2 separate regions of the Mus musculus genome follow, and region 1 is linked to region 2. Evidence: chromatin contacts called from ENCODE Hi-C or POLR2A ChIA-PET data. All regions are on one chromosome and are shown on one strand. Each heading gives the region's core, a stretch centred on a gene start or an enhancer-like site at or near the end of the contact. The rest is flanking DNA. Distances are from core to core; before and after follow the strand shown.

What was found. A loop is a pair of places that touch in the nucleus more often than their neighbours do. ChIA-PET counts read pairs that join two places held with the same protein, here RNA polymerase II (POLR2A).
Region 1: a loop to region 2 is called in a map of mouse embryonic stem cell, with 2.8 times the contacts of the local background. The contact joins the promoter of Gdf5 here to the promoter of Eif6 in region 2. A Hi-C loop is called at or near these places in 5 of 37 maps with a recorded cell type or tissue (ES-E14, mouse embryonic stem cell, mouse trophoblast stem cell and 1 more). POLR2A ChIA-PET finds 5 or more read pairs at or near these places in 4 of 5 experiments (Patski and embryonic stem cell).

What each region holds. Positions count from the first base shown.
Region 1 is chr2:155,944,026-155,946,725 of GRCm38, reverse strand. It overlaps Gdf5 (growth differentiation factor 5), which reads left to right and starts at 1,359. Exons shown (of 2, transcript NM_008109.3): 1 at 1,359-2,283. The coding sequence starts at 1,671.
Region 2 is chr2:155,825,637-155,828,336 of GRCm38, reverse strand. It overlaps Eif6 (eukaryotic translation initiation factor 6), which reads left to right and starts at 1,412. Exons shown (of 6, transcript NM_010579.2): 1 at 1,412-2,010; 2 at 2,127-2,212. The coding sequence starts at 1,904.

The DNA of each region.
Region 1 (2,700 bases), core at 110-2,609, 120 kb before region 2:
CTCTAGAAACCGACTTTAGCATATGAATGGATCTGTTAGGTCAGCGCAGGGAGTAGAGGATTAACCAAGAAGGCTAGAGTAGGCGGTACTAGTTCTATAATCCTACTCTGTAGCCAAGCAGGTGGAGGTAGAAGGATCAGGACTTCTAGGGCAGCCTCAGCTACACTGTAAGTCCAAGGTCAGCTTTTGCTACAGGAGAAAAGGAAAGGAAGAGGATCTGAGCTAGGGGTGGTGTAGGATCAGAGTTCAAGACCAGCCTCGGATACATGGTGAACTTGAGGCCATCGTGGGCTATCTGTGCGTTATCTAAAGACGAAGAAGAAAAGGCAGAGAGGGAGAGGGAGCTCTCTTGAGTCAAGCAGAATTTGGATTTCTTCATCAGCTTCTGGAAAAGCAGCCCCAGAGAGTTTGTTTTCCCAACCTCCTGCAGGGGTCGCTGCTGCCTTAGGCTGGGGCTGTCGCCTCTGGTCTCAGCTAATTTCTTTTAAGAAAACTGGCGGGTTTTTTGCTTGGGTAGTGGCTGAGGTACACACACCCTGGACCTGGTTCCAGCCAAGGGGGCTACAGGATGGCAGTGCTTAGCCAATGGCATTTGGTGGGGGTGTATAGTGGACACTGATTTTTTTTTCTGTTTCTGGGTCACAAGTTTATTAAAATAAAAGAAACAGTAGGTAAATGCTGCCATCTGTGCTGCCCTCAACACACACACACACACACACACACACACACACACACACACACACACACACACACACACACACACACCAGGTCCTAGACTAGACAGAGAGATTGAAATTGCTTTACAGACACTCCAAGGACTTCACTGAAAACCTTGCTTGCATGCTTAGTTTGTGCAGATCTCTACACTAGCTTCTCAACATCTCTGCTCAGGATGGTGGGGTGGGCTGTTCCAGGAGGTGGAGGTGAAAACCCCTGAGTCTACTCTGGGATGGGGAGGCCCCCTAAGCCTGAGTCCCGCTATGGGGCTCTGAGCCAAAAGCCCCCGTGAGCCATGGCCTCCAAAGGGCAGCGGTAATTTTTTTCACATAAATATATCGCACTTAAATGAATTTAGACAGCATGACATCAGAGAGTAATTAAATTGGTTTGGGTTGGAATTCCGTTTCCAATTCCTGAGTTCAGGTTTGTAAAAGATTTTTTTCTGAGCACCTGCAGGTTTGTGTGTGTGTGTGTGTGTGTGTATGTGTGTGTGTGTGTGTGTGTGTGTGTGTGTGTGTGTGTGTAAGTATTTTCACTGGAAAGGATTCAAAATTAGAGGGAAAAAAAACTGGAGCGCACAGGCAGCATTACGCCATTCTTCCTTCTTGGAAAAATCCCTCAGCCTTATACAAGCCTCCTTCAAGCCCTCAGTCAGTTGTGCGGGAGAAAGGGGGCGGTCGGCTTTCTCCTTTCAAGAACGAGTTATTTTCAGCTGCTGACTGGAGACGGTGCACGTCTGGACACGGGAGCACTTCCACTATGGGACTGGATACAGACACACGCCCGGCGGACTTCAAGACACTCAGACTGAGGAGAAAGCCCTGCCTGCTGCTGCTGCTGCCACCGCTGCCTCTGAAGACCCACTCCTTTCATGGTTTTTCCTGCCAAGCCAGAGGCACCTTCGCTGCTACGGCCTTTCTCTGTGGTGTCATTCAGCGGCTGGCCAGAGGATGAGACTCCCCAAACTCCTCACTCTTTTGCTGTGGCACCTGGCTTGGCTGGACCTGGAACTCATCTGCACTGTGCTGGGTGCCCCTGACTTAGGACAGAGAACCCCAGGGGCCAAGCCAGGGTTGACCAAAGCGGAGGCCAAGGAGAGGCCACCCCTGGCCAGGAATGTCTTTAGGCCAGGGGGTCATATCTATGGTGTGGGGGCCACCAATGCCAGGGCCAAGGGAAGCTCTGGGCAGACACAGGCCAAGAAGGATGAACCCAGAAAGATGCCCCCCAGATCCGGTGGCCCTGAAACCAAGCCAGGACCCTCTTCCCAGACTAGACAGGCTGCAGCCCGGACTGTAACCCCAAAAGGACAGCTTCCTGGGGGCAAAGCATCTTCAAAAGCAGGATCTGCCCCCAGCTCCTTCCTGCTGAAGAAGACCAGGGAGCCTGGGACCCCTCGAGAGCCCAAGGAGCCGTTCCGCCCGCCCCCCATCACACCCCACGAATACATGCTCTCCCTGTACAGGACGCTGTCCGATGCTGACAGAAAGGGAGGTAACAGCAGCGTGAAGTTGGAGGCTGGCCTGGCCAACACCATCACCAGCTTTATTGACAAAGGGCAAGGTGAGAGGGTAGGGTGGCAGGGAGGGGCATTTGCAGGGACCCAAGAGTTCCAAAGTCTTGGAGTGCGCAGGTGGGGGACAGCGTGTGTATCCAGCCTGGGGTGGGAGTCTGGAACTTATCGCATACACACCAGATCCAGTACTAGGAGCACCTAGGGATCTCCGAGTCCAACTTCTGCCAGGTGCAGAAAGGGCACTAAAGTGCAGAGAGGAGCTAAGATCTCCCAGTTGGATACTAAACTCCAAGACCCAGTTTTGATTACTGGGTGGTACTCTGCACCTCATGCGGGTTGGCTGAAGTCTCTAAGCTCCAGGTTTTTCTCAGACAGCAGAGAGAAAGAAACTTTAGGTCTCTGCGGTTCTTGAACTTTACCCTCAGATAGGGGGCGAAGGGGGCAGGATATGTGAGGACAGAAAA
Region 2 (2,700 bases), core at 163-2,662:
ACAACACATAGAATCTGCAGTTCCTGTGTTTCTATGTACATAAAACATGGACACTACAAGGATGTTTCAGATGCCCGTACAGTACACAGAGAACAATGACTAGGTACACCCATAGATGCATAGAGCGAGTATACAGAGCTCTCTGATTAACTCAAAAATAAAACTTCTGTTGCAGGTACATAATCAATATGGTCTGCCTAAATGAATGGCCACAGAAAATTCAAGCTTCTAGTACACACTGCAGAGCCCCCCTGAGACTCAGAAACTATAAATACACATATGACTCTTCATCCTAACTCTGCACCAAGCTGTGCTCACAACCTCACCCTGAACATTCCCTAGAGCCGAAAGGCTACTTAGATGCAGATTCTGAGGGCTGAAGCTTAAAAGCACAAACCTCAGAGAACAAGACAGATGTATTAGATGAAAACTGTATTAGGGACAGAGGGTCATGGAGATAGTAGAGCGATCGACAAAGCTTATCAGAGAGAGGCTGACTTGGAGGCTGGTCTTGAAGGACAGGGGGAGAGCCAGGTGGAGGAGAGTTAAGAGTTCTTGGTAGAGTAAGCCAGAGAGTGGTGTGGGGCTCAATGAGCGGATCTGGGGTGAGCTGGGGGAGATAAGCAGAGCACGTAGTTGAACACTTAGACACAAACACACAGACCACCTTGCTGAATGTCTCTGGAAGCTCGGGCTGCAGCTGGTCATGGGTCTTTCTCCTGAACTTAGCACCTGCAGGAGACTGTGCATGGTACTAATCAATAAAGGCAATTGTGGCTAGACCCCGTAGCAATCTGATGTGTTCTCGGTTATGGGACTGTATGATGGGGCTGGGGAAAGGGCGCCGCGCCATTTATGCCCCTTTCAGATCAGATCTTCTTGGAGAAGAATGAATGGCATAAGACAGTCTGCGGTAAGTGATTCTCTGCTCCTTTTACCTTCCACTGTGGCATTCTGAGACACCCTGGGGACTTTTGTATATTCTACACTAGTTGAGACAAGTTTATTCTATGAAAATGGGCCATACCACTATCCCCAGGGCTGCTGATGGGGTGATAAACTGCGTGATAAACACATCAAGGAAGCAAGTCAGCTCTCAGATCTTTGCTTACCCTAGAACCCTTTCTCCTCCAATCTCTCCGTAACACATTTCCCCGTCTCCATTGTCTTCTTCAGCCTATGGTTCTTATGCCTCCTCCAACCACTTTATCCTGGTCTCTTGGTTGATCTCTATGCCAAATTTCAATCTTCAACCCTTGACCCTTGCCACTGGTCCAGATTCCCACTTCCGTCCGCGTGGCCGGGGTGTGATTATCCTCTTTCTCAAATCCGCCCTTTTCCCGTCCTTACTCGGTAAATAAAGCCCTCCAATCAATCCAGCTCCAACCAGACAACACCGGTTCCTCATTTCCTCATCTTTTCATTTGCCCAGCCTCAGGTTTGATTGATTATTCCTTCTAAAAAGACCCACTAGGAGGTGAAGCCAAAAACCTAAAGCAAGAAAACGTGCAGGAGGCGGGGTCGGGCGGAGTCACCTAGTAACCATCGAGTCCTCCCAAAGGGTGGGGCTAGAGTGACCAGCAGCTCCGCCCGGCTCCTGCGCGCTCCCGGAAGCGGGCCTGGGAGGAGGCGGAAACGGAAAGCTAGTTACGGGAGAAGTTGTTGCAGCGTGTAGACATTGGAGTCGCTTGGTGAGCTGTTGGGACTCTGGGCGGCAAAAGTCAGTTCCGGGTCGCAGGGCGAGAGGACTTGGGGCAGGAGAGCCAGGAGGGATCCGTCCGCACGCCCGGGCATCTGAGGGGCCCGAGAGGGCGGGGTTTGAGGAGGCGAGGCTGGTTGACCCGGCTCCGGAGTGGATCTGTCGGCCCAGAACCCGCAGTCGTGCTGCCCCCCAGCCTCTCTCATGGCGGTCAGAGCGTCGTTCGAGAACAACTGTGAGGTCGGTTGTTTTGCCAAACTCACAAACGCCTACTGCCTGGTGGCCATCGGAGGCTCAGAGAACTTCTATAGGTGAGGCGAGAGCTTCTGGTCCCGAGCCGCCGGGGCGGGAAGGGAAGGGAGGCGGAGAGCGAGAGGTCTGAAAAGAGCGACCCACCCCAGTAAGCAGCGAATCCGTGTTTCTACAGTGTGTTCGAGGGTGAGCTCTCCGATGCCATTCCCGTGGTGCACGCATCCATCGCCGGCTGCCGAATCATCGGGCGCATGTGTGTGGGTAAGGCGGGTGGAAGACGCCGAGGGACACAGCGAAGCACTCTGAGTCATTAGTTTCCTGGAGCTTACCCCCAGTGATCGGGGGATTCCCAGGCTTTCGGGCCCAGTGGACTTTGGAATCTGACGGGTGTGTGGGACTCGAACTGCAGATCAAGAACACTGTCTCTCAGACTTGAGAGTAGCCGGAGCGAAATACCATTAAGTGCTGGCTATCATTCTTGGTCTCGTTTTTCCTTCACAGGGATACTGGAAAGCATGGGTTGTCGCTCGGAACTATGTGACTTACAGAGTCCCACACCTAAGGGCGGAGGAGAGGATTTGCATCTCTCTCCTGCCTCTGAATATGAACAAGTTGCTTCTTGTTTTTGAGCATCAGTTTCTCCCTCAGGAAATAACTAAGGTCCCAGGTCACCCTGTTCAGCTGCATTTAATTCTTACAATTTCTTTTTTTGTTTGTTTTTTTTTTGTTTTTTTCGAGACAGGGTTTCT